Linked DNA regions of Mus musculus: region 2 is linked to region 1. A link is a contact called in ENCODE Hi-C data. All regions are on one chromosome and are shown on one strand. Each heading gives the region's core, a stretch centred on a gene start or an enhancer-like site at or near the end of the contact. The rest is flanking DNA. Distances are from core to core; before and after follow the strand shown. Region 1 overlaps Celrr (cerebellum expressed regulatory RNA). Region 2 holds the start of 2210011K15Rik (a long non-coding RNA gene).

Region 1 (4,097 bases), core at 126-2,625:
ATAACTTTCTAGAAATCTTATTAGAAACCCCTTCTGCAACCCTTGTGGCTCTTGGTTTTATCAGACTGATAGATACCTCACCCAAGGTACCTCCCTATACTCTCACTTTCAAAGAGAGAAAAGGCAAGAAGGACAGGTGTTTCTTAGCAGCCCATTTGACACATCGTCTGAAGGTCATGCAAATGTGCCTAACCCTAAGGCACTTCATTGTGACTCTCCTTTGAGAATCCTGTACCACACTTGGATGTGCCTTATTCTTTCCCTTAACCCTTGTGCTTAAAACATGTGTTTCTGTTTTGTTCTCTTTTAAAATAAGCTGTGCCTCTCTCATTGAGAATCCCACACCCATGCTCCAAGGTTGGCTTTGGTCTTTCATTGGACCCCATCTTCCTATTTTTAATAAGCTCTTATCCAACTTTATAATGGCTCGTTCTGAAATGCTTTTCTGGAAGCCAAAGATCCAGTTTTACCTAAGAAACTGTCCCTAAGAGAATAAAGGAAGCCCACCTGTACTGAAGCGGGCTCCAAGGTGGAGTCGTGCTTCTTCATGAAGCTGCAGAAACACTACCGTGTACTGTACAGCCTAGACTACGGTATGCACAGTCTCTAAGAAAACGGGAAGGACAAAGGCCTCTCTAAAGAGAAAGGTAAAGGACTTGGAACTCTCAGGGGTGTTGAGCCTTGTTGAGCCATGCAGCCAAGGCATTGCAGTCACATAGAGGCCTGTACAGACCCATGGCCCTGTGGGCAGGCCCCACCATTAAAGTCATTCTTCATCCCAGCTTCTTCAACACAGGGTCTCTCTTCTCTCCAACTTTAGTCATCTTTCCCTTGAGCCCCAAAAGAGTACTTAAGGCTAAGAAGGAAGCTCTCATTATCTCGGCCCTGGGTAGACAGCACCATGCCTTTTGAGAGCACATAGCTTTCTCCTCCGTGGTAGAAAATGCTGAGGTTGAAGCAAGGAGTTCACCAATGACAGGCCCCAAGTCAACTTTAACTGGATACCCCTGGCAGGATAAAATGTTTTTGTTGTAATATTGTTACCATAAAAGGTACTGTAGTATTTAAAAACTAGCATCGATCCTTCAGTGAGTGTCAGAAATCCTCATGGGATTTGAAACCCTGACCACAGAGGGCATGGCAGGATGCTATCTATCCTTCCGTTTCCTAGGCCACCCACAGGAAAAGGGCTCGAGGTCCCACCAGTGTCAAAGAGAGATACTAGAATCCCCTAGTGTCACCCGAAGAACTGAAGAAAAACTGTTGGAGCTAAGGAATTGAAATAGGAAGGGAGATCACCCTCTTACTTTTATTAGGCCTTGTTCAGAATCAATATAAGCCCCAGGGCCCAGGATGCTTCACACTGAAAGGGAATACAGCCCTTCCCTCCTAAAAGGAAATCAGGCCCCTTAAGTAAAACAGATGTTAGCACTGAGCTCCCAGCCGGCTCTGGCTTCCACTCGCCCCAGCTCATCCTCAACAGCACAGAGAAACTGTCTCCCAGAAACCCACGAGTTCCGGTCTGGTTGGAGAATTGTGAGCCTTGTCTCTTTCCTTAGCTCACTGAAGTTTTCCTTTCTGTTTACCAGGAAGAGAGCTAGGGGGGCTGGGGGGGGGGGGGTGTGGAGGGAGGAGGGGAGGAGGCAGCCAGACTGTTCGCAGAGGATTTGGAGATACAGTGGAGACTGAATGGAGAAGATTTTCATTTCCTGTGTTATGCGGCGCAAATAATATCAGTATGAAAAACCTGGCAGGGAGATGGGAGATAGCAGTTTTTACATTGATAAGTATTTGTTCATTTCCTAACAACAAAAAGAAATAGAAATCTCTCCAGAAATTAAATAGCCTGGCTTGTTGGAGCAGTTTTTTTGTGGGGCTGCTGCGTGCGGGGCTGGCTCCCTTTCTGGGCCCCCGCGCAGATAATCGAGGTTAGGCTATCACCTGGGATCACGCGGGCTGTGGGGGCCCAGCTCGCAGGGCCCAAGTCTCCTACTTTTTTTTTTTTTTTTTCTGTCACTTATTTTCTCGGCGGGCCCGATTTGCATTTTAATGGAAGTAGTTTATAGACTTCTCTGCAGCCTTTGCCGAGCCACAAGTGGCATCATTAAGTGAGCTAAGCCGGATTAATGCCGATAGTAAAGTCAGATAATACAATAACAGCGGCCTCCATTCCATTTGCATTAGGTGAGGAACGCCGGGCTGCCTGGTGCCTAGCGATAATTTGTAAGCGCGATATGTTGTACTTGAGAGGATAAGATTAAATTTAGTGGGTTTAACTGTCATCCCGGTAAGTCAATTACTTCATCTTTTCAGCCTTTGAATTTCTTTTATAAATAAAATAAATGGAATATTGAGCTGCTCCCGCAGCCATTTCGAGCTCCCATGAAGAATTACACAGGCTGGGCCAAATAAATAAATAAATAAAAAGGCTTCGGATTGAGCTCCATAAACAAAATATAAACTCCATTCAGGTGCCGACGTGGCGGCAGCCCCGAAATATTGTCCGTCTCTCATATCACAAGCATGACGGATTCCATTGTGGCTTCAGTTTTTCCATAATAGGAAATATTTATGTCGCGCCTGGGTCTTTTCTATCCCTATCCTCCCATTGTAGGAGGCAAACACAAGCAGACACAGCCATGGGCTTCCTACCTACCCCTCCTTCCCTCCCCTGCCTTCTCTTGCCCCAGTGCTAAGTATTTAGTGATCTAGAGGATAGGAAGGAAGCCCCATGACCCAGGGACTTGCATCCAATTTCCAGGGTGCCTCAAATAAACGGGTACAACTTCCTTCTGATCTTCTTCTTCCGGACCATGGACTAGGGCCCTGGAGATGGATTTTCTGCTAAAGAGTTGAGCTAGGGAAATCTTGATAGGTTCTCACAGCAGAGATGCTGGGAGTAGGGATGAGGCTATGGGACAACAAAGAGAAAAAGAACTGTCAAAAGGTAGGAGGAAGAAAGGAAGGAAGGGAAAGAGCGGGAAAAGAGAAACGAAAGAAGGATAGGAGGGAAGGAACAGAAAGAAGGCAGGGAGAGAAAGTACGGGGGTCGGGGGCACAGAGACAGGAAGGAAAGGAGAAAGGGACAGAGAAAGGAAGGAAGAAACAGAAAGAGAAGAACCAAGCATTCGAAGCCTGCTGGCAGTTACCAATCAATAAGAGCCATCTTTAAGACATGCAGATCTATTGGCCTCCTAGTACACTAACAGACATGCTCACTAAAAACACAAAACAAGACACAACAAAAATAAGTACATAAATAAGCAAGTAGATGACAAGCTAGAGAGTCATAGGGCAGAATCTGTGTGGGGCCCCTATATACTGGTGACTACAGAAATGTAGCCCAGGTTGGCCTCCAATTTGATATGCAGCCAAGGGTTGACTGTGGATTTCTGATCCTCCTCCCTCTACTTCCCACAATACTGTTAAAGCACTGATGATAATATAGTCTGTATTTAAAGTATTGTCTGTTACACTGTGTGTTATGTGCACACACGCGCATTCGGGTGTGCTCATGCACATGGAGGGCAGAAGGGGGTGTCAGATGTCTTCTATCTCTCTTTAACCTCATGTTGGGAGGCAGGATTTCTCACTGAGCCTGAAGCTCACCGTTGTTTTAGTTTGGTGTTCTGACCCGAGGTCCTGGAGATCCTCCCCGAAACGCCTGCTTTGCAGTCAGGTGTGCCTATGTCTGGCTTTGATGTACCTGCTGGGGCTTTGAACATGATTCCCTCTGCTTTCATAGCCATCTCTCACACAATACACCACTTGGCCAATCAAATGTCTATTACATTTTTAAAACATTTTGATATCTAATGCACCACCTTTGTCAATGCAGATTCCTCCAGAAGCCGTCCACGGAGACCACGATCAGGAAGCCTGGGCCGGTAAATAGCAGTCATAATGAGAAGGGTCTGTGTGTGTGCAAACATGCATGTGTGCTTCTCTGACTTCATTCCAAAGCCAAAGATATAAATGACTTTTAGATTGTCCCTTGTTTTGTATTATCCACGCCTCTGCCCTTCACTAGTGCAGATAATCGAGAGCTCACTGTACTGTGATTAATTATATGGCCAGGGCTGACAGCCAAGAGTCAC
Region 2 (4,257 bases), core at 1,445-3,944, 260 kb after region 1:
GCCTACCCTCCCCCGACCCCTAGCTGAAGAAGAAAGGGGACCCACTATTTGAGTAAACACCAAGTCTGTGTGGCTCAGGCTCACACACACTCTCACCACACACTCTCCAGATCACACACACTGCATCCAGTCACATCACTCTCCCAGAGATGGGTCGACATTCTCAGACGTGCTCTGGGTTTCATGTAGTAGGTCTTCAGTTCCCAGGGACCACACATAGGGATTACTTGAAGCACGCATATAATAGGGAGCAGAGATGCAGAGACAAAGGGACTGTACACTTTGCCTGGTTGATGACTGTGGTATCAATGTCTTTTGTGGTTTAAATATAAAGTGTTGGTGGTAAGCTCTTGTGTTTGGAATGTGATCCCCTGATGGAGTCCCTGTTTGGAAAGGCCTTGGGCTCTTTAGAAGCTAGAGTTAACTGGAGTGAGTTGGTCGGTAAGGGCAGGCTTTCAGGTGCATTCATTTTCTGGAGAGCAGAGATGCTAGGTGTCTTCCACTATCATTATCTATTGCCCAGTGATTTTCTAGGTTCGTGTGTTTTAATTTTGTTTTTGAGACGATGTTCTTTACTAGAACCAAAGATACCCTGTTTGCATGTGTGGTTGGCCAGTGATCTCCAGGGATCCATCAGTCTCTGCTTGACCTTTTCCCTGGAAACATAGTGAGGTTACTGATGCATGCCTCTGCAGGGGCACACACACACACACACACACAGAGAGAGAGAGAGAGAGAGAGAGAGAGAGAGAGACAGAGACAGAGACAGAGACAGATGTCTGTGTGTATATCTGTGAATGCTGAGTATCTGAACTTTGAATTCAGGTCTTCATACTTACTAGAAAAGTTCTGTATCAATGAAGCAATCTCTCCAGCACAGGCTTGAAGGTTTTATAGCCAAGGACCACTTCCTAGAAACCCAGTAAAGATGCAGTGTGGCCAGCTCCTCCTGCTGCCCCTGCTGCCCCTCCTTCTGTCCCTCCTGCCCTTGCTGACACTCTTGCCCATCCTGCCCATCCTGCCCCTCCTGCCCCTCCCGCCCCTGCTGCCCCTCCTGCCCCTCCCGCCCTTGCTGTCCCTCCTGCCCCTGTTGCACCTCCTGCCCCTGCTGCCCCTCCTGCCCCTGCTTCCCCTCCTGCCCCTCCCGCCCTTGCTTTCCCTCCCGCCCCTGCTGCCCCTCCTGCTGCCCCTCCTGCTGCCCCTTCCGCCCCTGCTGTCCCTCCTTCCCCTCCTGCCCCTCCCGCCTTTGCTGCCCTTGCTGCCCCTCCTGCCCCTGCTGCCCCAGCTGCCCCTCCTGTCCCTCCTGCCCCTGCTGCCCCTCCTGCCCCTCCCGCCCTTGCTGCCCTTGCTGCCCCTCCTGCCCCTCCTGCCCCTGCTGCCCCTCCCGCAACTGCTGCCCCTGCTGCCCCTCCTGCCCCTCCCGCCCTTGCTGCCCTTGCTGTCCCTCCCGTCCCTCCCGCACCTGCTGCCCCTCCTGCCCCTCCTGCCCCTCCTGCCCCTGCTGCCCCTCCCGCCCTTGTTGCCCCTCCTGCCCCTGCTGCCCCCCTGCTGCCCCTCCCGCCCCTGCTGTCCCTCCTGCCCCTCCTGCCCCTCCCGCCCTTGCTGCCCTTGCTGCCCCTCCTGCCCCTGCTGCCCCAGCTGCCCCTCCTGTCCCTCCTGCCCCTGCTGCCCCTCCTGTCCCTCCTGCCCCAGCTGCCCCTCCTGTCCCTCCTGCCCCTGCTGCCCCTCCTGCCCCTCCCGCCCTTGCTGCCCTTGCTGCCCCTCCTGCCCCTCCTGCCCCTGCTGCCCCTCCCGCAACTGCTGCCCCTGCTGCCCCTCCTGCCCCTCCCGCCCTTGCTGCCCTTGCTGTCCCTCCCGTCCCTCCCGCACCTGCTGCCCCTCCTGCCCCTCCTGCCCCTCCTGCCCCTGCTGCCCCTCCCGCCCTTGTTGCCCCTCCTGCTGCCCCTGTTGCCCCTGATGCCCCTGATGCCCCTCCCACCCCTGCTGCCCCTTCTGCCCCTCCTGCCCTTGCTGCCCCTCCAGCCCCTGATGCCCCTCCTGCCCCTCCTGCACCTCCTGATCCTCCTGCCCTTGCTGCCCCTCCTGCCCCTGCTGCCACTCCTGCTACTCCTGCCCCTCCCGCCCTTGCTGCCCCTCCATCTTCCCCTCCTGCCCCTGCTGCCCCTGCTGCCCCTGCCACCCCTTCTGCTGCCACTGCTCCTCGGAGTTGCTTCTGGTTGGGTGTGGCTGCAGAGGCGAGCAGAATGACCAGCACAAGTCTCAGCCTTCAATCGTTCGCGTTAGATCGTGCTGATGAAAATATCACGTCTAAGGCTCGTCTTCTTACGTCTGAAGAACAGTTAACATTTACTGATTTCATTGTAGGGGAATGCAGAGGTTCCATACTGTGTGTGACCGTCCAACGACATTATGTCAGAGTCAGTGCTCTCACTTACCATCTAGGTCCCAAGGATCAAGCTCGGTCCACCGGCCCGGCAGCCAGCACCTCTACTGGATGAGCAGTCTCCTCAGCCCTTCAGCTTCTGGCATTGGAGCCACACCCTAGAGGAAAGCAAACCCAGAGCTCGGGAGTTAGGCCCTTGCATTTCTTTTATCTCAGATGTGAATTTACAGACTTAGAAATCAGATGCGAGGAAGCTACCAACACTCATCGTCTTTGGACTCTGCCAGGCATTGTCATGGTTCGGCCTCCATGATACAGGAGTGTTGGGAGTTCTGCAAAACCAGCTGGGGTGAACTTTCTTTATCTCGGAAACCATATAAGCAAGCTGGTCTAGTAAGTGCAACAGGGCAAGGCATGGCGCCATAGCAGGAAAGGGCTCTGCAGTCTTTTTTTTTTTTTTTTTTTTTGTCACTGCAATAAAATTCCATGATCAGAGTAACTTTATAGGAGTAAAAAAGTGCGTATTTTGGCTTACAGTCCCATTGGGAGAGTCCATAATGGAGGTAGAGGCAGTAAATAGCCAGAGAATGAAGCTGAGGGAGTGTGTATCCATCCACATGCAAGACCCAGGCAGAGAAAACCATCAGGAAGGCTTGGCTTATAAACTTCCACCTTAAGACTCAGACTCACACACATGCACACACACACACTCATACACACACACACACACTCACTCTCACACACACTCACACACACACACATGCACACACTCACACACTCACACACACACACAGTCATACGCACACACTATTGACTTGTGTGCAAAGCTGTCTGTACTCTTAGTGATGTTCTTAATGCTAAGAATCTCCGTGAGGGACATTCACCCCTGGCAGGGGAATAACAGACCACAGACACAATTTCGTATCAGCCCAGCCTGATGAGCCAATGAGCTCACTCCTGGTGAATCCGTGAGTCAGAGGCTGCTGACAGGAGCAGGAGGGATGACGCATGGCAATAGCATCTCTGGAGTTCCTCTCCCCATCTCCCTTTTACTTCCTATATACTCTATTGCTTCTCCCAGACCAGGTGACAGGTGAGGGTGGTGGGTAGGATCTTGGATGAAAGTCTAGGAACCCTCTCTCCTCCACCTATGAACCATGAGTGAATGTTGCTAGTCTCAGCACATGACTATGCTCTAGCTATCTGCATGTTTATTGTCTTTCTTATTCCCCTGTCTAGACTGGAAGCAGAGCAAGGTCCCCTGTAGTTCCTATAGCAATCTTGTCTCTATGAGGACTATAACCATGTGATGCTCAAAAGAAATAACTACATCATAATAATCTCCAAAGCTTTCTTTTTCATACTATAAAACATAAAGCTGTAGTATGAATTTTATGCCAAATGTAGTGTAAATATCCCTTGGGGATAGAACACAAAGTCCAAAAACAACAAGTAGGGAAAAGATCCCATCTAAATCGCCAGCAGGAACATGCCTACGGCTGCTCTGTTGAGAACACCAGCAGATTTGCCTCAGATTAAAAGCACAATTGCACTCAGTCATCACCAGAGAAGCTTTCTTCTGCAGCAGATGGGAACAAACATAACAATGTCAATATAACAAATATAAGGAATATAACAAATATAACAAATGGGAACATTGTCACAGCCAGACAATGTGCAGAGAGGAAGAGACCTTTGAATGCTCAGCCCTAAATGGGATGTCTCCATCAAATCCCTCCCCTCAGTATTCAGGGAGCCCCTCAGAAGAGGTGGTAGAAAGTCTGTAACAGCCACAGGGGATGGAGAATTAGAGGAACCAAAGTAAAAGCTGGGCGTGGTGGGACACACCTTTAATCCCAGCACTCGGGAGGCAG

The links. A loop is a pair of places that touch in the nucleus more often than their neighbours do.
Region 2: a loop to region 1 is called in a map of T-helper 1 cell, with 2.7 times the contacts of the local background. The contact joins the promoter of 2210011K15Rik here to the enhancer-like site in region 1. A Hi-C loop is called at or near these places in 1 of 37 maps with a recorded cell type or tissue (T-helper 1 cell).

The regions. Positions count from the first base shown.
Region 1 is chr1:121,095,201-121,099,297 of GRCm38, forward strand. It overlaps Celrr (cerebellum expressed regulatory RNA), which reads left to right. Exons shown (of 3, transcript NR_110450.1): 2 at 3,839-3,887. Among named protein-coding and RNA genes, the nearest start is that of Celrr, 9.8 kb to the left of the region's middle. Within about 2 kb of position 1,376, at least 1 of the 3 ENCODE cell types and tissues checked has a DNase peak (open chromatin) inside an H3K27ac peak, as active enhancers do.
Region 2 is chr1:121,357,377-121,361,633 of GRCm38, forward strand. It overlaps 2210011K15Rik (a long non-coding RNA gene), which reads right to left and starts at 2,695. Exons shown (of 3, transcript XR_003947976.1): 1 at 2,646-2,695; 2 at 2,436-2,541.